3 separate regions of the Homo sapiens genome follow, and all the other regions are linked to region 3. Evidence: chromatin loops called from intact Hi-C (ENCODE). Cell type or tissue: endothelial cell of umbilical vein. All regions are shown on one strand.

The links. Hi-C counts contacts between places; a loop is a spot of excess contacts. Peaks named below come from ENCODE experiments on the same cell type or tissue, not always from the same donor. Only the 100,000 strongest peaks of a DNase experiment are listed, where the experiment ranks them.
Region 1: it touches region 3 in a loop (2.4-fold over the local background); 10 of 110 quality-filtered maps call a loop at or near these places.
Region 2: a loop joins it to region 3, with 2.3 times the contacts of the local background. A loop is called at or near these places in 7 of 110 quality-filtered maps.

Annotation. Positions count from the first base shown.
Region 1 is chr2:134,303,281-134,311,280 of GRCh38, reverse strand. All of the region lies in intron 2 of MGAT5 (alpha-1,6-mannosylglycoprotein 6-beta-N-acetylglucosaminyltransferase), which reads right to left. Among named protein-coding and RNA genes, the nearest start is that of MGAT5, 53 kb to the right of the region's middle. In endothelial cell of umbilical vein, no CTCF peak of the experiment used is centred here; DNase peaks (open chromatin) are centred at 390 and 3,760; H3K27ac peaks cover 4,789 bases.
Region 2 is chr2:134,354,818-134,362,817 of GRCh38, reverse strand. It overlaps MGAT5 (alpha-1,6-mannosylglycoprotein 6-beta-N-acetylglucosaminyltransferase), which reads right to left. Exons shown (of 16, transcript NM_002410.5): 10 at 410-543. Among named protein-coding and RNA genes, the nearest start is that of MGAT5, 100 kb to the right of the region's middle. In endothelial cell of umbilical vein, no CTCF peak of the experiment used is centred here; a DNase peak (open chromatin) is centred at 3,137; H3K27ac peaks cover 335 bases.
Region 3 is chr2:134,241,413-134,249,412 of GRCh38, reverse strand. It overlaps a transcript of MGAT5 not described here. Among named protein-coding and RNA genes, the nearest start is that of MGAT5, 8.7 kb to the left of the region's middle. RefSeq lists enhancers at 1,164-1,253, 1,314-1,363, 3,749-4,249, 4,250-4,750. In endothelial cell of umbilical vein, a CTCF peak has its summit at 3,846 (motif pointing right); a DNase peak (open chromatin) is centred at 3,862.

The DNA of each region.
Region 1 (8,000 bases), 62 kb before region 3:
AAGGTTAAAAAAAGGAAAGAAAAAAATAGAAGAAAAAGTAGGTTTATAAAAACTCTCAGAAACCTCAAAGAACATGAGTATCTGTTGACCCCAGGAAGTTACAGGAAACTGATTCAATCTCCTTACCCAGTTGTTTTGCCGACCCTAAGATTATCAACTTCACGAGCAAGGGCTCCATTCAGGGCAATGACACTCTAAAGATATTTTCTCTCAAAAGATAAAGTTCTCCAGCAATTCTATTTTGTGTCAGACAAGGTAGCATTTCTCTTGGCACACCTGATATGAACATGTGGCCATGCTTATCAGATGGCCCCTGCAAAGTGCAGCCAAATGAGCGTGCCACTGGCCTGGCTGCTCAGCCATGGCTGGGAACCGACTCAATCTCCACAATGGGCTTGGAGACACAGCTCTTGCCAGCACCTCCATCAGCTGGCTTGGCTTCAGGAGTGGATGGCAATAAATCAGACTGAAGCCAGCCATGATGGAATATAGTCTCCCATTGAAAATGACCTCACCAGTCACTCAGCTTGGCAAATATTCATTTAGGAATGCTTTACTTTTGCACCATAAAAAAAGTAATTTGATTTCTGTAACTAAGTCATGTACATGAATTCCAGAACCAGGGCCCCACAGCAATAGGAAGTTCCCTCCCCAACAAAGCAATTGAGAAGTCAAGACATGGGAAACAGGCAAGACTCACTCATGGACCCCCAGAGGTGTATACTGGGATCTTTGAAAATACTTGTTTATATATCATTTTTGTTTTGTTTTTTAATCTAAGTTGAAAATAGAATCATCATTGCATAAAATAATTTTAGAGCTGCAAGGGACTTCTGAAACCACACCATTCAACCCTCTAGTTTTCCTGATTCATAACAGTAAGGCCTAGTGAGATGAAGTGCCTTCCTCATTTATGGATTAAACAAAATCCACTAGCACCTTCCATATGCAAAGCACTCTGCATGTTCAACGAGGCATTTGCCTTCTGAGTCAAGATTATTTCCACAACACTGTTGAAATGCACATCATCATCTTCATGTTCTGCATGGGAAATTTCAAGAGTGAACACAATTAACAAATTCTTATTCCCTCTTGAAGAAGCACCTCCAAGGGCCTCATGGACTTGCTGTATAAAAACCAGAAGCTACAGTACTGCCTGTGTACAAATACTATGGACATAATGGAACTCAACAAGAAAATCAAATTCAGTGTATATATATGGGTTCTCTATGTATAGCTTTTCAAGAATAGAACTAATGTATAAAAAGAATAAAGTTGTGATGACTATGAAAACACACTGCCAAGATAATGTCATAAAATTTCAAATCACAATTCAGCCAAATAACTCCAGATTCTTCATACCTCCTTTTGTCATACCCTCTGTCATTTATTTAATCTATTTTATGGCAGAATTGTCGAATTAAGCTGTTAAGCCAGCATTAAGATTTTTCCTTTTTTTGGTAAATTAGTATTAAAAAGGGGACCTAGGACTGAGATTCTCAGTATGAAAAACAGTTATATAAGAATGCTATACATACACACAGCCACAACATCATATATACACCAACCCTCCATTCTGATAAGCCCCACGGTGCTGCTACTAGAAATGGTCAGCCAGGGAAAAGGTTATTCACACACCTAGGAGCACACACATGATAGGAAGAACACAGCTGGGGTTAAATAATTGCTACTGACAAAAGTAGGCAGAGCTTATCATCATTAGTCATCAGGGAAATGGAAATCAAGAGCACAATGAGGTACGACTTCACATCAACTAAAATAGTTATAATAAAAATTCAGACAATAACAAGTGTTGCCAAGGATGTAAAGAAAGTAGAACCCTCAACTAGTAGAAATATAAAATAGTGTAGCTGCTTTGGAAAACAGTCTAGCAGTCCTTAAAAAGTTAAACAGACTTATCATCTGAGTCAACAATTCTACTCCTTGGTTTACACTATGAAAGAATAAAAACATAACTACACAAAAATTTGTATGTAAACATTCATAATAGCCTTATTCATAACAGCCAAAATTTGGAAACAATACAAACACCCATCATCCAATTAACAGACCAAATATGGTATATCCATAAAATGGAATATTATTCAGCCATTAAAAGGAATGAGGTGCTAATCCATGCTTCACAGATGAACCTTGAAAACATTATGCTAGATGAAAGCAACCAGTCACACAGGCCACATATGAGATTCCATTTACATGAAATGTTCAGAACCTATAGGCAAATCTAGAGAGAGAGTGAATTCGTGGTTGTTTAGGGTTGAGGAAAGGGAGGAGAGGTGATATGGTGTTTCTTTTTGAGGTGATGAAAATATTCTAACACTGACTATTGTGGTGGTTGCACAACTGAATATACTGAAAGCCACATCGAACTAATTATTTTCATTTTTTGTAGAGATGAGGTCTTGCTATGTTGCCCAGGCTGGTCTCAAACTCTTGAGCTCAAGCCATCCTCCCATCTCAGCCTTCCAAAGTGCTGGGATTACAGGCATAAGCCACCATACTCGGCCCTAAAAGCCTCAAATCAAACACTTTAAATATGTGAAATGTGTGGTATGTAAATTATCTCAATAAAGCTGTTACAAAAACCAGAAAAGTTCTGACATTGACTCATTCAACAAATACTGCACCTAAATTAGAGCATTTGTCATGATTTCAGTACCTTCCTGGGAAGCAAAGAGAAACACAAAACATTATTCACCTTGAGGGAGCCTTAAATATGCTTAGAACCCAAAACTTGCTCACCAGAAAAGGCAATTAACAGCCCAATGCCATATACACTTTCCATGGGCTAGTAGATGGGACATGCGATGAGCCAGCAAAATGGGAAGAATGTGGAGCCCTGAATGTCAGTGCAGAGAAGAGCCATTCTATTGGTCTGGACTGCTCACTACTGGATTATCGTGTGACAAGAGAAACCATCCTCTGTCTCATTTCAACCCTGAATTTTTGGGTCTCTTTGTTGCAGCAACTTAGTTTAAACCTTAAGTAACCACTGGAAAAATGGGATTTGAGTTGAGCTCTAAAGTAGAAGTAGACAGGAGAGAAAAGGAAAGATGAGTACACTGAAGAACAGCGTAATAATGATGGTAGCCAACAGACTGAGCATCTACTAGTAACACCACTGTATCTTATGTACACCGATTACTCGATTGAGCCTCACAATAATAAGTACTATTATCCTTCATTCTACTACAGAAGACACTGAGGCCCAGGCAGATTAAGTAACTTGGCTAAGGTCACAAGTTAGCCATTCCTAGCCCTATCTGCACATTTAAACATTTCTTGGGGACCTTTTAAGAATGTGCCTCACCCTCCAGGCATTCTTATTTGAGTGGCCCCAGGCAGTGGTTCTGCTACCCCCTTTTTTAATGCTCTCCCAACCTCAAGTGATTCTAAAAGGCAGCCACAGCTGGGAATCAATAGAATAAAAGGTGAAATAACACTGAGGAAAAGGAACGGCCAGAGATGGAAAATGGATTTTATGTTATGTTTCAACAATTAGAGTGTTTTACCAGGACAGCAAATCTACCCACAGTGGGTAGGCATAACCAATCAATCATCTCTGTCTGAGAGGGCACAGGAGAGCAGAGCGGGACAATTTGGTTAAAGCAGGGGACTCAGGGTAGGGTAGTAAGAAATACGGTTGGAAAGGTATGCTGACACGGCCTGCCACAGAATCATGAATTCCAGCCTCAGAACATAATTTATCACTGTTATCACAGCAGGAAACCGGAAGGCAACTGAAAACACTTGCGGAGTTTCAGTACAATGGCCAGGGGAAGTAACTAATGTTCTTTGAGTGGAGAAACAACATTTTGAAAAAAAGGTGACATCCAGAGGAAAAGGGGAATGAAAGTCACATTTTGTGGATAAAAATGTGACCATGTGTAATTTAAAAGATATTACTGTATAAAATCTTTACAGTTGAATAGAGTTTATATCTAACATTGTAAATGGCCCCGGAGTTGAAAACTGTCTTTCATTAGTAAGGAAGTCAGGGGTGTTTTTCTGACACAAGGTCTTCAGAACAAATTAAGAATGCTCAAGCCCCCTTCTTTGATTAACAGCAGCTTCTAATGCTTTTCTTAAATAGTCTCTTTAACATCCATTTTCATTAAATTAATGAAAATTAATTAAACATATTCCAAAATGCCGTCATCCCATCGGCCTCTAAAGTTACAAAGCTATAAAAATCTGTGTTCTCTAAATCTCCAAACAGTAGATCAACCCTCTCGTAAGATACTATCTGGCCACCATGCAAGATGCCTCCTCATTAGGAAGAGGCCTGCTCCTGGAACTGACACTGAAATGTATCAGCAGAGAGTAGCACCCGCATGTCCCGGTCTTTTAAAGTCCTTGACCACACTGAACCTCAGCAATGAAAAAGGTAGAAAATGTCATGACTATGCCCTGGAAAAGGCAGGGGCTTTGTCTTGTAAGAGATCTCAGCTGGGATTATCTCTCTGCCTTTTATTAATCACATAAGCTGAGCAGGTTACTTAACCTTCAGGAGTTTCTTCACTCAAAAAACAGAGTCAGCAAAGCCTTCTAACATCTGAGTCACCCTGGCTCCAGGTACTGTACCTGGCACTCATTTATAGCCTCATTCACCCTCAGGACAAACTTCCGAAGTAAAATATGGGATTTTGAAAAAGATAAAGCCATGAGAAGGAGAGATTGCCTGCACCACACTGAAACATCACACACTAGCTCTCATTAGATCATTTAATCTATTTGTACAATATACTCGTCCTATTGTATATTCTCTGTGCCTGTCTTGTCCGTCCCTAATTAATTTTGTCACAATGCTTGGTGGGGTATGAGGTATAGTCAACGACAAAAATGCTTTAGATCTTTTTCAATGAATATAATAGCAAAACAGTGTATGCTATATATATTCTAGCAGCTTTGAGACTGGAAGACAAAACTGAGTTTGTAATATAGTTTGGATAATTAGAGTGCTTTTTAATGCAAAACTCTGCATGTATTCATTTCTATGTAAATACCATTTTCTGTAAGTTTATATTTAATTTTTGCTATCATTTCTTCTGCAACAAAATGTTCCTTAGTATTTTAAGTAATGATGTAAAGGATATGAAATATTCCACGTGGGTATCATATATGTACTTAGTTACAACAAATGGGCCTAATAGGAAATAAACTAGGAGAATGCTAGTTTTATACATCAAAACAAACAAAAAGTTATACAGATATATTCCCAGAAAAAAAAGTTTCTATACATACATTTAAAAGAATAAGATATAATGCTAACATACTGAGACAACCTCAGCTGTCAATTTTGATTTAAGAAAATATACTGAGAAATAGGTGGGAGACATTAAAAATTCAAGATACTTGCAAAACTGTATTATATTCTCGAGTTGGGGGCCTAAGGTGATATTTATAACGATTCTCCTTTTCCAATAAACAAAATAGTGCCAAGCTTTTGCCAAGTCCCCTCTTCTCACATGCAGTTTACTAGAAGAAGGAAAGGGTGTTACACAGATAACTTACTGTAACAGTGACATGCCCTTGCAACACAGAGCACCCATATCTCACTTCAACCTCTCAAAGAGAGGTTTGATTTTTCTTCTAAAACAGGGTTCCATGTTAAGCACAGTTCATAGATTTCTGCCTGTTCTTATCAAACTGTCAAAGGTGTCTTGAGTTTGGATTTTGTTAAAAATGAAAAGCAAAGCCATACATGTAGTTTATGTGTGTATATTTGTATTTCCTTTTTGCAACTGAAGAAGAAAAGAAATATGGAATCAATAACTGAGAGAAGGCTAGCTATATCCTTGGGCTGTTTTAAGATAGTATAAATTGCCCAAAATAGGTGTGTGCTCTTCATATCACACAATGCCCACTTTCTGAATCACTTGTCACAAGCGTCTTATAGCTGTTGGTTAGAAACAGGGATTCTATCTGGCCAGCCAGACATCTAGAGGCAAGGCGGAAGTGCTTCGACTATTCTCTTAACAGGAGATCAAGAAAAATTTTTGTTTTCACCGTCTCGCATAAACTGAGGTTTTCATTTTGTTTTGGTTGCTTGGTTGTGGTCTCTTACCTTACTTTTTTAAACAGAAAAATAAATTGCAAGATAATGCAGAATTGAGATGACACCTTGATAATAAGGTTTTGGTCCTAGAGAAAGTAGGACAGAGAGAATGTATAAAAGAAGCTGAAAGCCAGAATATTTCAAACACCCACAAGCACAACAAATTCTTGGGTACGGTTTGAAGAAAGGCTAAAAGCTATTTAAATTGTAAGTCTACTGTGACTGATCCAGAGTGATATGAAACCTACAAGCCATTGGCATAAAATATACATGCCAAGCCTGCTAGGTAATGTCCTTGGCTAGGATGCCTCTTAAAAACCAGATTGTGCCAGGTGCAGTAGTGCATGCCTACAGTCCCACCTACTGAGAAGGCTGAGGCAGGAAGACTGCTTGTGCCCAGTAGGTTGAGACCAGCCTGGGCAACATAGCAAGACATGTTAAAAAACAAAAAATCAGGCTATCTTACAACTTAATTCCTTAGAACTTCTCCCGGCCCTTAGCAGGTATTCCTTCATGTAGAAAAGAACATGCTTTGTGTTAAGACCATGTAAATTTGGATACCAATACTCTGCTTGTAAAGTTAAGAGACTAATGTGCATATTCTGGGATGTTACAAGTATTCTTATAATCCTGGAATGCTATTCATCAACTCCACATAAAAGGCTAATGAATTTGTGAATGCAGGTTATTCCCAGTAGGAAACACAAAGGTTTTCAACTGCCTGGGAATTTGTTCGTTTCAGCAAGTAGTCTGTTCCCAGATGAATATTTGGTTTTTGAGTTAGCTCTTAGAAGGCACTGATCCTCAGGTGGTGGGATTACTACCTGAAAACCCATTCACCATCCCAGTATCCAGAATAAAGTGCAGTCCCTTGCTTACCCTCCAGCCATGGCATCCGGATAGGAGAGCAACTGTTAAATACATACGGTCCTTGCCAACCTAGAAATGGTGGTTATTGTATATTGTACCTAACAGAAAAGAGCTAGCATGCATACCAAAACCAGGGGGAAGGCAGCACTGTGGTAACAGATAATTCAGACAGCTTCCCAGCCCAGAGCACGCTGCTAAACTACACTACCTGTGTAAGATCCACATAACAGTTAACCTAGGATTCTTTAAAAACAAAGCAGAGAAACTATGCATTGGCAATAGCAGAGAAGCTTGTATTGGAACAATCTTCCCACAGATAACACTTACAATATGACACTAAAGAGTGAGGGAAAGTGAGCAGAAACTAGAAGGGATTTGATCCTTAAATTCTTTCTGGAAACTACACTGAATAAGACTCACATTTATATGGCTGTGCCCCAGAGGGGACTATCAAGTCTGGAAGGTAGCAAACAAAAGGCTACAGTCTCACTGGCTTGAGGTTTCATAGAATGAAGTTTTGCATAGTAGTGAAAAATTAAGGTAGCATATTCCCAAAAAGAGGGAGCCCAAAGAGGAGAACCCCAAAGTCTGTATATAAACTACCTTAAACTTCTTGAGCGACCCTAAAACTAAGCATTTGTGAGGGAGGCTCCAATAAAAGTTCAAAGTATTCACAAGACTTCAGCTGCTGCTCACTGCAGGGCAGCCACAGTTTAAACCCCAAAAAGTCAAAGGGTCAACATTTCAGGCTTTCCATGAAACCCCAGAAGGGCCTCACATCAGGCCCAGGACTTCAGATGGTCCAAGACTAGGGAAAAAAATGGAAACAGACACACCCTAACAAATCATAAAAGCAAGTCTTCTTAAGTTCAAGGCAGTAAGTCAGTAATTTAACTGCCTACTAGAAAAAAAATCAGTACTCTTCAGAGGAAGTTTACCGAACCCAGACACTCTATAGCATATCCTTGTCATGTCCAATACATAATAAAGAATTATTAAACATGTGGAGAAACAGGAAAACGTGAACAAGGCAAGAAAAACAGTCAACAAA
Region 2 (8,000 bases), 110 kb before region 3:
AAAGGGAACTGCCTACCTCCACAGACTACCTCCCAGAAGCAGAGGGAAAGACTCCCTTGGTAAAGTTTCTCCCTGTGCAGTATCTTGCTCCAGAAAGATATTCAACCCCTGGAGGGCCCTGGCTCTCAGAAGCAAGTACAAGGTGTGAAAAAGCAGCTAGAATGTGTCCCTTCTGACATGCAGAGAGTGAAGGTGGCTGTTGTACAGCCACTATCAGAAGAGCAGGTACATACAGCCTTGGTTAGAAACCCAAATGCTGAGCAACTGAATCTTTGCACATTCTTGTTTATGTCTAAGTAGATCCCATTAAGCCCTGGGCACTTGGCTTGATTATTCCCTGGATCAAAGTTAAATTAAATTACCCAACAAGCTTCTTTTCAGAGAGAGAGACACGCACAGACTGACTCACCTTCCAGAAGCTATCCACTTTGCCATACACAAGGGACTGGTTCTGCCTTTTGATTTCATTAATGTGGTGGATATCACTGGAGTTCAGGTGCTGCTCAACCACAAACCCCAGAAAGCTGTTGTCTGGGGTATGAGCTGGTGTGCAAAGAAATGGAGAGGACAGTTAGTGTCCAATCAGCAAGAAGAAATAACAATCACATATTTAACACAGGCCATCTTACCCATAACAAAATGTTTGTTTTCATCTTACCCTGTTCTTTCTTACCTGAGGGAGGTGAGGGATTGTCATCTCTCCCACACATTCCCAGTAAAACCGTCATGAAGAATACTTCTCTCTAGGATGGATTAACCTGAACCAAAACCTGCTTTTTAGGGGAAAATACATCTGTCTGAAAATCATTAAGCTGTGTACTCTCTTCCTTGTTGCCTCAGAATAAGGCTACTGTCCATTTCCCAGCAGAAATGCTTTCACCCAGGTTTCACCACCTACTGGCCAGAAATCTGTAGGGGGCAGGGCTGACTGGGAGTTCTGAATAGGCGCAGAGTCCCCACATAACTGAATCTGACTCCAGCTGTGTTTTTCACCCAGCTACATAACAGGAGGTTGAGGGACAAAGTGATGAATAATCCTCAGAACCTTTCATCTCCTCTAAGAATTACTCACTCATAAAAGATGTAATTATGGGTCTATATTGAACAGGTGCATGGAATGAAGACAGAATAAAAGGTAAAGCCTGCTGGGGCACAAACCACTCAAAAAAATCCAACCACTGCAAAGGAATACTGTCTACAGAGTAGGCTATTCTGGAAGAGAAAATTTTGGATTTCTCTCATTTGGGTTCTGTAACTTCTCTAACGCTTGACCAAGGGGGACAGCAACCCCACACCCTCTCCAAACATCCGCATCTTGTGCCTATAATTTTAAAAGGCATTTCACCAGCAAGTGACAATCAGAAAATAATTCTCTCTAGATTAAACAGAGATGCTCCTCTCCTCTACCTTCATTCTGTCAAGAGAAATCTCCGTTTTTCAGGAGATGAGCCTGCAGAGCCCATGTGTGGCTGATATTAAATGAAGCAACTGCTCTGCTTGGCTCTGACCTGAATAGAACAGCTATAAATAACATGAAACCAAATTCCTCCTGGTGATTGAGATATACACAAGATTCTGAAAAGTCCACCACATCCATTCACAGATAGGTGGTCAACAAACAGAGGAAGCTGGTCCCTTCATCTTGTTCTGGTTGTGCTAGGACTGAGGAGCCATTTCCCATGCTTGTAGCAGCGTAGAAATCCTTTCAGACAGACAGATGGGCAAAGGCCAGCCTGCAGCACAGGCCTAGGACTCCGATGCCCAGCCTCCAATGTCGCCCGCCATGCACGCAGGGGAACACAATGAAGAAGGGACAGTGGCAGGAAGCCCTGAGCTGTGGAAATGCACGAGCCATGTAAAAACTGTGTTGTCACCCTCCGTTTCCCAGGCTTTTGCCTGATGGGGGTGACAGAATGAGGAGATAACAGGGTTGTGGCTGGGGAGTTGTGTTCAGTCTGGCCAATCTGTTATTTCATTTCTGCGTTTTTGAACCAGTGCCCAGAGGCAATGGCAATGGCTGCAGTTGGCTGGAAAGTAAATTACTGAATAAATTCTCCTGCCAACAAGAGGCGATAGTTGCTTTTCTCCCCCCTTTTGAGAAGCTGAGGGCATAGGGAATTTTCAAGGATTAGCGGGGAGAGGAACAAAACCTGTGTGCATTCTCAGTGTTATTATGCAGCTTAAAATATTTCTAAAATTTTTTGTTAATTCTAAAAGTTTTGAACTCAAACCTGACACTATACTTCAGGATCAGGTGTTTTTAAATTTTTTTTATTTTCAGAAAATTTACATGGTGATTAAAGCACGATGCTTTGAAATACTTGCTTCTGAAATGTAGTTATTTAGTCCCTAGGTAGGCACTTAAAAAATAATCCAGCAAGTGAAACAATGGGTTTTATTTCATGTTATAATATACTAATATATAGTAAAAAATAAAATGATTCAGCCCCCCAAATGAAAAAATACATATATGTAACATATTTTTGTGTGAAAGATTCTCCTAGCTTCTAGCTTGACTGGTGAGAGGGAGAAGCAAATATCAGAAAAACTTGTGAGGAATGGTGGGCTTTTGCTGCTATGACTATAATTTGGTACTCAATTAACTCTGACACTATGAATTTCACATCTAAGCTCTCTTCTACGTTTTCATCCAAATACTTTAACTCCTGTCTCACCTTGTGAAATGTTAACTTAGGGATCAACAACCTGCAAGTGTGGTTTCAAGGACCTCAGGTGAGACTTAAGATTTACAAACAGTATCACCACGTTTAATGAGCCAAGGCCTGAGCACTGGTCTGACCTCTACATGCCTTCGCCTCCCAGGTGACTCTAAACTTGCCACAGGACACTAAACCTTGACCACATAAGGGTTTGCTCAGCCATGACTCGCCCCAGCAGGTGATTCTGAAGTAACTACCGGCCCAGTGTGGCTTGCTTCCAAGGATCTGAACACCAGCTGGAGCCCACCCGGTAACATCTGCCGAGAGCGCCCTGGTCTTATCACAAGTGTTCTTAATGGTGCTTATAATAAATCAAAAGCCACAAGTCCAGGAGGATGTTATCTGAAATGTTCATTTCATTGAGTTCAAACTTCAGGCCAACCTTTCTTTTTTGCTCTGCCTTAGGAAGGGAACAGAGACTTTCATTGTGTTGGGAGGGTTTCAAAGAGAAGGTATTTACATTTTAAGGTAAATCAAACAAATCTCATCATAAACGGGATGCAGGAAATCCTGTACTTTTAGTAATCCCTCCATCCCAGAAGATAAACAAATGTGATTTTTAAAAAGGATGGCTGGTATTTTGAGTTCTGACTACATGCCAAGTTCTGTGCTAAGCGCATTATAGTGACTCTTCCATTTTAACCTCATAACCGTGTAACATGTTTGTACAGATAAGAAAACAGAGTTTTGGTTTAACTACCCAAGTCTACATGCTAGGAAATGGCAACACTGGGATTCAGAGCCAGATTGGCTGCTTTCAGGGCATCAGCTCCTTAAGTCACTCTAATACACAGCCTCATAGTCCAAATAATTTTCTGGACCCTGTGAACAGCAGTGGTAAACCATGCTTCAGAGGAAAATAATGTTCTAAGGTAGAGCAAAATACACAAGAGTGATCTAGAATACATACGCAATGTCACCTCAGTTTCTTGAGTATCTTGTGCCATATGTATGTGGGACCACACAGATTTTTTCACATGCTAAAAAACTGCAGGAGATTTGCCAAACATTAGCAATGATTTTAAGACAATTTAGAACAAAATGTCTCTTATTAAGAGAAACACTATTTTAAGCACTTTGGAAGCACCTATTTACAAATGATTACAAATCAGCTTGATGTGGTCCCTGAGCAGAGTATGATGATAACTACTTCTAAGAAATACTATTAGCTTAGCTTGAATAATTCACTCAATGACAAATGTTTTGGAGCATTTCTACAAACCAGCTTATATGATAAGTATTGACAAACTACAATATAAAGATGAGTTTCTGCCCTCAAGGAGCTTACCAGCTACTTAATAAATGAAGCATACACTATATCTACCAAGCAGTCATAATATCATCTTTTAAACTATAATTCAAAATGCATACTAAGTCGAGTTGACCTTTCTTTCAACTGCATAAATCTCTGAGGTCTGTTTTTTCTACCAGTAAGTCCCAAACATCTCTAAGAATGTAATGTATCTTCACATCTCCTGGTCACCAAGAGAAGAAACCCCAGCGCCAGCCTGGGCCCATTCCTTAGCCCTCACAGTCGGTGTAGTCCCAGGGATATTAGTTTCTCAAAAATCCATCAACTCATCCTTTCCTTTTTGTATTTGTGAGTCCAGGCCTTCTCACTTTTTGCTAAGACTTCTGCAATAAACACGCTTTTCCTTTTCCTAAATACAAATGGATTTATTGGTTTTCCTCATTATAACAGAAATATATCCTCAGATTAAAACTTTTTTCAGATAATAAAGATATGAGAAAAAATAAGTTACATTTTCATCACCTAGAAATAACCACTATTACTGGACTTTTTTTCTAAGCTTGTGGATCATTTTTCCCCTCAAAATATTGAATTATAGTTAATGATGTGAAGCTGAAGCATCAGAGAGTTCTTTTATGCATCCAAAAAAAAAAAAAGGTGGAGTGATGGATAGAGAGAGGACTGGGGCATATAGATTGATACAGTAAATGGTTAATTGTAGAATCTAGATTTGTGGGTTTCTAGTAACATTTCTTCTATTTTTTTGTATGGCTGAAAACATCATTTAAAATACTGAAGAAGAATACTGATTGTCATCATATTCATGCCGTTTTTGCTGATCCTGATAAAACCGACGGTAGAAAAAAATTCATTGAAAAATAGTTATGTCACACAAGAAATCTGGATTAAAAAACTATACATAGTAATGTTATGCTTCAAATTTTACAAAAACTGATTTTTTTTTTTTTCCAAATGGTGGTGATACTAGTTTCTTCAAGAGAGAAGGCTGGGATGCAGGCTAGGGAAACTGTAATATAAGTTGAGCTGAGAAGATGAGCGCCTAAATTGTTGACAAAAGGCACCTCAGGGTAAAATTTTCAAGTGTCAAAAAGCAATTTAAGAGGGAATGGACTCCTTAGAAGAGTAACACTCCTGAAAGCTGAGACTCAGACTGAAGGAACCACGAGGCTGATCCTAATCCTCAGTGGTCTGCACAGAACTTAAAGGCAAGAGCCCTCCTGATTCAAGTTAAAGGCCAAAATGGAAGTTTCAATCACAAATAACTCCTTTGGTTATCATGTCCTAAAAATAAAATTGTACATGGAAGTTAACTGATCCTTTGCTACAGCCAACAGGCTTATTATCTGCATGAATGGGAATTGACTTGGTTCTAAAATTCCTGTTTTGCCAGGCAAAATTTTTGATCTGCAAGCCATCATTCAATTTGATCATGCAAATAAAAATGGCTGTGAGCCCCAAATCCTGGGAGAAATTCAGGGTTGGAATATCAATGATACTGACAATCATTATGGTCTGAATGCCACTTGAAAGCCCAAAAATGTGAGTAAGTTCCCTGGGAAGACACAAGAAAGTAAGATGAGGCCACTGGCCTAAAGAAGTTTCTACAATCTTAAATTTGTACAACAGTCTCCTTCCCTACATTGTTGCATGGATTAAAAACATAATAGGCAATATTGTTCATTCTAGTTTAATTCTATCAATAAAAGACTTTCTGAATGCCTACTATGTGCCAGCCACTCTTCAGGATGTTAGAGTTCCAGCAATAAACAAAGCAGCTAAAATTCCTGCCATTATATGTCTCAGATTCCAGGGAAGGAAAAAGAAAATAAAAATAAGTGAAACATAAATACTGGGTAGCAATAAAGTCATGGAGGAAAATAAAGCAGGGAAGGGGAGGAGAAAGTTGGGGAAGGAAGGAGTTGCATTTTAAAAGAGGAGGTCACAGTCAGTCTCACTGAAATGATATTTGAATTAAAAACCTGAAGGAGGAGATGGGGAAGTCTAAAAGAAGAATGTTCCAGGAGATGGGACAACCAATGCAAAGGTCCTGAGGGGGAGTGTGCCTATTCTACTCAAGAAACAGCAAGGAAGTAGAGAGAAATGAGCAAAAAGCCGCGTAGTAAGCGACAGGGTTTTGAGGACCCTGGGAAAACTTGCCTCTAGTTGCCACAACTAGGATGTTCCCCACCTCTGCATTCAAATTTTCCCTACTCCATTCACCTGGGTCTGTAATTTTTAAAGTGGAAGTATGAGAAAGTCTTATTTTTGCGTACCTCCTGACTCCACCGAAAGTAAGCTTCTGGAGAACAGAGACTTAGACATCCCACAGATGGTCAGGAAACACACACTGTTCAGTGGATAAAATCGACAACCAAATAAAGATTCCAATCTAACTCCTAAACTGACGCTCATAAGGAACAAGAAAATACTTAGGCTTAGTCAGCTCTGTAGCCTTTACTAAGGAGCACCTTACAAGGATTTGGGAAAGAGGAGGAGGGGGTAAAAAGAAAAAAAAAATCAAAGAAGTGGAAGGTGAAATGGGAAAGTTCTAAACACCTCCAGAATCCCCCATCTGCTCTTCTCTCCACTTTGTTATAGCTTCCTGTCTTTTCTGCTCCAAATTTCCACAAGTACCAAGAAATGCTGAATATTCTCTAGTCTTGACTATACAGAATGTGAGCACCCAGAAGGCAAATTCTTGTGTGTCTTCACATTGTGAATGATAGCCAAAATGTTGCAGGTACTTAACACATACACGCATAAATAAAATAAAATAAAATAAATAAAACTATACAAACATAGTTTGCTCAGGCAATGTAGTAAATGCTCTATGGTAATGATATGAAAAGTGAGGCTGTTAAGCAGAACTGATTTCAAAGGTTATTGAAATTTTTGTAGGATATAAAAATAAGGTCTGAGATCTGAAACCAGGGATGGGGTATCTTGTAATGCCTGCTATTGCTACTTTCAGCCATCAACTCTAGGGAAAGAGAGGAAAAAACTCAATTAGATAAAGATGATTTACCACTGCCAATGTTTTTATACAAGCCAGACGAAGTTGTAAATGTGGGTGTGGTGCAGATAATTAGAGCTATCCAAATACCGGAAAATTTACAGTGCAAGTCATCAATTTTAGAGCTTTCTCTTCTAAATGGTAAAGGCAAATGCCTTCGCTCTTATTTTTCTGTGCGGGCAGATTTCTTGCATTTATTTACTGAGATATAATGCACCTTGTTTGAGACTGTCAAAAATAAAAGATTGCCTTCAGAAATTTAAAACAAGCCGTATGCACAGTTAAATAATACGTAAATATAAGCCAAGCCAGGTACCTGGCAACCATAAAAAAAGCATCAGTTAAGTCTCAACAAGAAATAACAAAAGCATCCCCAAATAACTATGACTTAGGAACTAGCCACTTGCGTGTAGAAGAGTCTTGGACACAATGGTTTTCAAATCTGAGTAGAGTCTTGAAGGAAAAAAAAAGATGATATATTAAGTGGAAAAAAGGAAACACAAAATTTTAGTACGTATGTGACAAGTATGTAAAACTACACTTGTGAAAAAGATAAAAGTTACACCAGGGTTAGGGGAGCCTTTTTCAGTGGGAGGAAGTCTTTCCCTGTTTTTGTAATTGGGTTACATTTCTTTATAAATTTGATTGGAAAATTGGAGGAAGTCACTTACATAGAGTTTTAAAGAAAAAATTAAATTTTGCTTCTCAGGGACCAGCAGGCTGTTTGGTGAGACCGGGGCCAGGACCTGGGGAGGAATATGGTCGGGAGTTGAGGCCAGAGAGCCTAAGGTCTTGAATACTTTGCTGTGGAGTTTGAAAATGATCCCATGGACAAAAGGAAGGCACTGCAGTCTCTGAGGAGAAACAGCCTGATCCAAGCTGAGCTTTCAAGAGCTGGTTTTTGTGGTTGGAAAGCCTTAGTGCCTAGTTCAGAGGTCATTTTAGCATGCGGACAGAAGGAGTGAGCAGGAATGGGGGCCTAGAAGGAGGAACA
Region 3 (8,000 bases):
TGGAGGAAATGAGAGGTGATAGCTAAGGTGTATAGGGTTTTTCTAGGGGGTAACAAAAAGGTTCTAAAATTGTGGTGATAGGAGCATAATTCTGTGGACATACCAAAAGCCATGGAGTTGTATACGTTTAAATAGGAGGATGGTATGATATGTGTATCATATCTCAAAAAAAAAACTGTTAAAAAAAAAAAAGAAAAAAGAAAGCAAGCCCACCTCTAAAGCTATGGGGAAAAGGAGGAGTTTGGCTTAGAGCAGGCAGATGAGTGTCATGGGCCTAGCACAGCCAAGACCAGGGCAGGAACTAAGGGCTGGCCATGGGCCTAGCAACAGAAGGAAACCACAGTGATCTACTTCCAGTTCACCACATATGACCGCTCTTATAACCTCTGGATCAACCTTACAGGCTCCTGGCCAGGAGCCTGGCTTCAGAAGGCTCCTGGCCCACCTTGTCTGGCAAATGCCAATTTCTCAACCCACCTGAGAACACTGAGCAGCAGCCCAGTTCCAATGGAGTGAGAACGAGACCAATGAAGCAGTTCCTCCAGGTGGCCATCCAACATCCCTGGAGGCCCTATTTCTGACACAAGGGCCTGCCTCCTCAGAGGATAAACAAAGGCAGAAATGCCCATCCCTTCAGAAGCAATGCCAGCCCCAAGCAGAGATTTGGTCTCTTCAAATAGCCCTGCAGGACAATACCATCCCATGCGCCACATTCACACATTCACATAGGACAGCGCTGCTCTAACTTAGTGGTTCCCAGACCTCTCTGTCCTCACTGTGTACCACCTGAGCTACTTCATAGTCATCATTAAATGGTGGCTAAGGAGCCTACATTTAGCTTCATCCTGTACAGTAACCTTCAAGAAATCCTAAGTCACTGTGTCCACCCAATTTCCTTGGAAAATCCCACCCACATCTCCAGCCTCCAATCTCACCCCACCTCCTTCCTGCATAAAGCCTCCAGGGGCTCCCTAGACTGAGGAAAGCTCCCCTTCCATAGAGTACTCGTAACTCATAGCAGTTCGTGCTCCTTCCTTGCTCTATAGGACAATCCCGTTTCATCTCGCCTATGGGGTCTGTGAGGCCCCCAAAGACAAGAAATGCCGGCAATGGCCATGCCTTGCACACAGAGGGTGGTCATTAAGTATTTGCTAGATGGAAGGACAGGATGGTGGAAATGAGGTGAAGAAATGCAAATTAGCAAAGACCTCCAAGACCTCCTTCTGGTATGAGCCACAGAACCTGGGCATTCTGACAATACATTTGCACCTTACCTTTTACAAGATTTTACCCTTAGTAGTAAAACCCTTGAAGAGGCAGGGTTAAACTAAAGTGGATGTGATGGTAGTCAGGTATTAACAGAGAAGAAAACTGCAAAAAAACACTCCAGAAGAAAATTCTAGGGGGGCAGGGCAGTGAGATTACAGAAACAAAATATGTCTAAGACAAGGGATGGAGGGGAAAATACCCGGGAACCTTTCTTGGAGGCCACTTGTATTGTCACTGTTATGCTGAGAAGATCACAGAAAATAAGACCTGAAAGGGTGACAAGGAGGAACTGAGAGAACCTTGCATCAAAAACCTGAAAATCTCTGATCTGCAGCTTGTTCTACCATTGGCATTGTGTGATCCTAAGTGTGTCCATCTCAGTTTCCACATGTATAACATGGAGAAAGTTCTAGAAACACAGAACACTGTTAGAGCCACAGGAGTAGGGGTGAGCAACTGAGTTATTGGTTCTCAAACTGTGCTCCAAAGAACATCAAAGATTCATTCACAGAGATGTTCCAGAGGTTCCACAAATGTTTCATTTGACTTTTGGTTTTGTTTAAGATGTTTTTAAACATTTTTCAAAAAAAGTTTGACATGCCAAATCCTAAGATACTAGAGACAATCAATATACGTATCAATTTATATCGCAGAGACTCAGCAAAACTGCCCTGGCTACCTCCATACACTGAAGTTTGAACTTCAAATTTCCACCTTATTGGTCACAAAACTAATGCTCAGTAGTGGTCTAGTTTACGTTTTTTTTTTGTTTTTTTTTTTTTTTAATTCAGGCCCAGGTATCTATTCACATGAAATTGTATGACAAAAAAGCACTACCCTAATTAAATGCCAGATGAGAGTTGGTCACATATCTTGAAGTTCCAAGGCTGCTTGCCTGACTCCCATATTTTAAGTGACAACTGTCTTTAGATGTTAATAATTCAACTTTGAAACAATTTCTACTACTTCTCTTTTCAGCCTCCATCTCAATTTACATTAAAAGCAACTTAGAGTGCTTGGTAAGTTATTCTTTAAAATGATAGCCACTCCCATTCATAATTGGATGAATATGGACTGCTTCTACCGTGAACCAAAACACAGTGCAGAAATCAACTGGGTGCTAACCTTGCATTGACTGCACAACCTCTTACCAAACTCCTGGTTTTGTGCTCACCACAGAACCACATCTCCCTGGTCTAACAATCAACTTTAACAGGAAATATGATAAATTAAAATGTATAAAATACCTTTTTACAGACTGGAAGACAACGTCTGGTTTTGCTTAGGAAAATATCAAATGCAAACCCTCAATTTACAGAGGAAGACCCTGAGGCCAGAAAATATTATGTTTTCCAGTTAGAATCAAACCAGCACCCCAATTCCTGCCTAATACTACATGGCCTCCGCCAAACCAAGCTGAGTCTACCAGCTGCATGCGGAAACTCAGAAAGGAAGAGACCTCTCCGTATGGAACACAAAACAGAAACCAAAGTCCAGTACTATTAAGAAGCCGTGAGTCTAATGCAATGTCCCACCAACCTCAAGGGTTGAATCAACACATGAAAGGGAGAAAAATACACATTTACAGGATTACTGGTGTAAGAAAGACAGATGGAACGGGGACGGTGGTGGGGGGCAGTCTTCATCTAAATACAGTTGGTGTTAAAAGGAGAAGCAGAGGAGGAGAAGGGACAGGCAAAGCAGCTTTCTCTTCTAAAATAAATCCAAATTCCTGGGAAGAAGCTCTGAGGTCATTCACTCCCCCAGATGGCCCAGTGCCACCAACCTGATAGAGCCCACTCAGCAGGTGCCCAAAAGCTCAACTGTGAATCCCTGACAGCTGTGATGCCACCAACTCTCTTCTAGCTCTAGGAAGCAAAGGAGCTCAGGAGCAGGCAGGGTGCTGCCCAAGAAATAGGTATGAACAGAGACCTTTCACTTTCAGGACCTGGGTCCTTTTTTTTTTTTTTTTTTTTATAAACAGGAAAAACACATTCTAAATGAAAACAGTCTGTTCCCTTTGGAAGTGGCTAAACTAGTCTTATTTTAATTAACTAGCTGAAATACACCTGCTAAAAACAACACACCTTTGCTATCTTGGGAATACTCTTTGAATATCTGGGTTTTAAACAGCCCATCCCCTCTTACATTTGAAGTGATCAAAGCAAGACAGTCCTGTACCCAGAGTTTTAATTCATTACACTACACTTGCATTTTTCCTGTGGGCAGAGAAAGGAAAACCTCCAATGCCACCCACCTGAAGTGCATATTTGTCTTGCAGTTATACCATCCACTCAGTGGAGTTCAGGGCTCCATATCTGGCATCAATAGCAAAATAAATTTCCAAACACTGTAACAGGGCTGGTGAATCTGGGTCCAGAACATGCACTCTTCTTCCTGCCCTCTCTATTCCCAGGTTCTGCCACACCTACCCCAGCTGTTCTCTGACATTCACAGGTATAAAGAAGACAGATGGAAAGGAGATGGGGGTAGTCTTCACCTAAATACAGTTGGTGTTAAAAGGAGAAGCAGAGGAGGAAGGGACAGGCAAAGCAGCTTTAGAGGCAAAACAGGCCACTAGAGGGCGTGGGTGGGGTAAGAGAAAACCAACATTTGATGATTTTATCCTGACTTAGTCTCTTGGATGTGCACATTACTGGCAGGTGGACAAAAGGGAAAGAGGACAAGAGTGAGAAGGAAGCTGTGGTTGCTGGAGCAGATAAGATCTTCACATGTTCTATGAGTTTCATTCACTAGGCCCATACGATATTCACAGTTGAGAGAATTTCCTAACAACAAAAAAAGGCAACAGCGGTAACTCCAAGAATTCTGAGGGGCTGGGCGCTGTGGCTCACGCCTGTAATCCGCACTTTGGGAGGCCGAGGGGGCGGATCACGAGGTTGGGAGGTCGAGACCATCCTGGCTAACACGGTGAAACCCCGTCTCTCCTAAAAATACAAAAAATTAGCCGGGCGTGGTGGCAGGCGCCTGCAGTCCCAGCTACTCGGGAGGCTGAGGCAGGAGAATGGCGTGAACCCGGGAGACGGAGCTTGCAGTGAGCCGAGATCGCGCCACTGCACTCCAGCCTAGGCGACAGAGCAAGACGCTGCCTCAAAAATAATAATAATTCTGAAAACAACTACTAAACCAAAACAAAGCACGGGTCCCTGAAAAATGAAATAAATCACTTTAATCCAATGTTTCTCAATCTTTGCACAACTGACATATGGGTCTGAATAATTTTTTTGTTGTGGGAAGCTATTAGAGGTTTAACAGCATTGCTGGCCTCTAGCCACTAGATGCCATTAGAGCCCTCCAATAACCCTCTATAACTAGAGGGTTGTGACAATCGAAAAATGTCTCTCAACACTGCCAAAACTGCCTCGGTTGAGAGGGACTGCCTTACCAATCAACAGGATCTTACTCACCCACTGGAAGATGCTCAGACAGGTTCTGCCCATGTAACTAGAATGCAGAGTGAGAGAGAAGCAGACCAAGGTGAACCTGGGAGTCCATCACCACCCCTCAAGACCAGCAGGCTCAGAAGCCTGTGCTGAGGCTGTGGAAGGCCTCAGAGTGAAGGAAGGTGGCCGACTGCTGATGCTGTCTCAAGGTGACTGATAAATGAGTCTCATTTTCTCCACATCTCTCAGTGCTGTCTGGGCACTGACTGAGAATCTCATTCCTAGGCTAGCTGTGCCCAATTTACTAATGAGTATTAAGGCACTGGGCCTCTGCTCCAAAGACCTGGTCCATAAATCAATGAGCACAGGGAAGAAGGCTTTGAGCAAGACCAAATCTGGATGATGCTTCATCAGACAGCCATTAAAAAAAAAAACAAAAAACGCTAGGATTGTCACCTGGCATCCGGCCCAGGAAACCATGAACAGGCTTTAAGATAGGTTGATAATGACTCTCTAAGAAGAAAGAAAGAATCATCTGTGAAAAGATCACACAGCATGTCAATTTGTCAGGTAGGTCTCCTTAATGTTGAATGAAAATACTCAAAAGATTTGCTTCCACTCTCAAAGGACAGTAAAGCCACAAAGAAATTTTATAATAAGTGTAAAATGCACCTTTTCTCTGAGGATCAGACTTCTGGCAACACTCTACATCTAGAAAAAAAACCAAGAATGACAACAGGCCAAAATGGCCCCAGTAATAAAGAAAATCACAATCACAAAAATCACCACACTTATTTCAAAAATATGGGTAATGCCTTCAAGATAAAGCTCATTATTTCCAAATGCTTCCTAAGCCCTCCAGCCCAATTACCCCGACCCCTAGTACCCCTCTCCTCCACCTCGGGAGGAGCACCGGCTGGGTACTGGCCTACCCCAGGAGTGTTCCAGCTGCCCTATTTGCAGAAAAGGGACAGTCCTCCCCAAATCTGATTTGGTTAAAAAAATGAACTAGCTAAGCAGTGAAGAAATACATATGTGTGCACACACATGCACAATCTGAAGTGACCACTCAGGCTTATCCAACTTAACCTTATAAAGAAGTTCTCATCACTTCTAAAATAAAGTTACAGTAGTCAAGCCACTCAATCGCACAGCCCTAAGCTTTAACAGACCCAGAGTCATAAAAGTCAAGGTCTGAATTTTCTTAGGGAAGAAATCATTGGTTAGATGCTGGCTGATAAGTTCACTAGTTCCTTAATGTATACACCAAGGTCAACTCTCCCAAACACTGCAAATAACTTGGGTCAGCCTGACTGGTTTCTGGTCACAAACCCTCAGTTTGCACAAATGATAAACCAGCTCAAGTTAAAAATGGAGCTTCTCAGGAGAGTTTCTTGCCCTCAGAGCTTAGGACTGACTAAACCAGGACCTCCCAACTATGATGTACATAGAATCACCTGGACTGCTCTTTAAAAAATAGAGATGCCCAGCTATCACACCCAAAGATTTTGATTTACTTTGTCTCAGGTGTGGCCCAAGCAGAGGTATTTTTATTTTAAGCTGCTTAGATGATTTTAATACACAGCCAGGCATGAGAACATTTAAAAGACATTCTATAACAACTCTATTGGCCCTATCTAGTGAAACCCAAAATGTGATCCATTCTAGAATTTTAAGAGGTAAGCTCTCTGCTCTTCTCCCACCCCACAAATGTAGAGTCACTGGCTTACTAGATAATTCATCTGCCAAGGTAGGCTTGTTTTCTCCTTAAAGGAATCACAAACTGGTCTTAGGCCAATGCCCTGCCTGAGTAGCCAGACTTTCAATAGCTAGTCTACCACAGAGCCTTGTTAGATCATCCCACACTATGGAAGGACTTGTAGAGAATAATGCTGAACTAATACAGCTTTTATTAACCTCTCCTGGGCATTTGGCTCCAAAGATGAGAAATGATTTGAGGCTAGCCCAAAAGCCTCGATGTCTACAATGCTTTTAGCAACTAGCACCTCTATAACATTGCTACTCGAACTCTCATCTGTGGAAAGGTAGCACTGAAATGATCTGGCAGGTTGTTAAAAATGCAGAATCTTAGGCCCAATCCCAAAACAATAGAATCAATTGGTGTTTATAACCAGACTGCAAGGTTACTTGTTTTCACATGAGAAGCACTGCTTTTTACCTTATCTAGGATAGTAAGAGCAGGGGCAGATCAGATCCTAATTTCCAGTGGAGGATAACAGAGAACATGGCACAATTCTCCTTTTCATAACACGTACAGAACTTATATTACTTTTGAATAAGCTGGATGTACATCCTACTGACACATATCCAGCTGAGATGAGCATTATATACATAAATGGCATAGTTTAATCACTGTGAACTAGGAGTCCTTATAGGACAACTGGTCCTACTTTCTAGTTGCTGACAAAAAGCAAACATTTTGATCCATCAGGTTAAAAATGAAGACACAGTTTGGATACATGTTTTCCAAACATCTAACTCTGATAAAGCAGTAATTCCACACAGCAAAGCGCCTTATGCAGCTACCCAACACACACCTTGCACTGCTCAAAGTTCAACATCATGGGGGTTTGAGTTTTTGTTGTTTTATAATCCAAAGTGCTCTCTTTAGAACAAGTGCTTTGCAATCACAAGTACTTTCCCAGTTGACTTCAAAGTGAAATAGCCTTCAACTGAGATAAGCATGCTCATTAGGTCCCTTCATTCTGCATAAGAGTATTTCAACCAATAGTTAAAAGTTTCTGGAAATGATTCTAATTCCGATATTTTCCAGGGTACTTCAGTGACTTCATAGCCCCTGAAAGTCTTTCAAAGTTTGGTTGAAAGAAATTGTATCTGAATGATGACTTAAGGGATACACAATCCATCCATTGCTCTAGGTCGGCTTTGCCCAACCTCTTATGTATGACCTGTGAGGCTTTTAACAGTAATATATGATCTCTCTCACTCATACACACTCACACTCCCACCCCTTAGGAACTTTTCAGTCATTTCTCAGTGTTTACATATATATGAGAAAGATAGGATATTAAAGTCATAATCCATTTCTGAAACAAGGTATTGAAAGTTTATGAAGTTCATTTTGATACTATCTTTGCTAATGTTCCAAATGATTAATGGCAAATTACCATTTGCCCATTTAACCTGTAATACACAGCATTTAACTTAATTATGTCGGTAAAAAAGTATAATTTGTCAATAAAATTCATTCTGAATTTATATACTTGTTAGTACATATTTGGTGTGGGGACCAAATGCATATTCAAAACAGAGAGCAATCTACTTACAACCCCCAATTAGACAAAA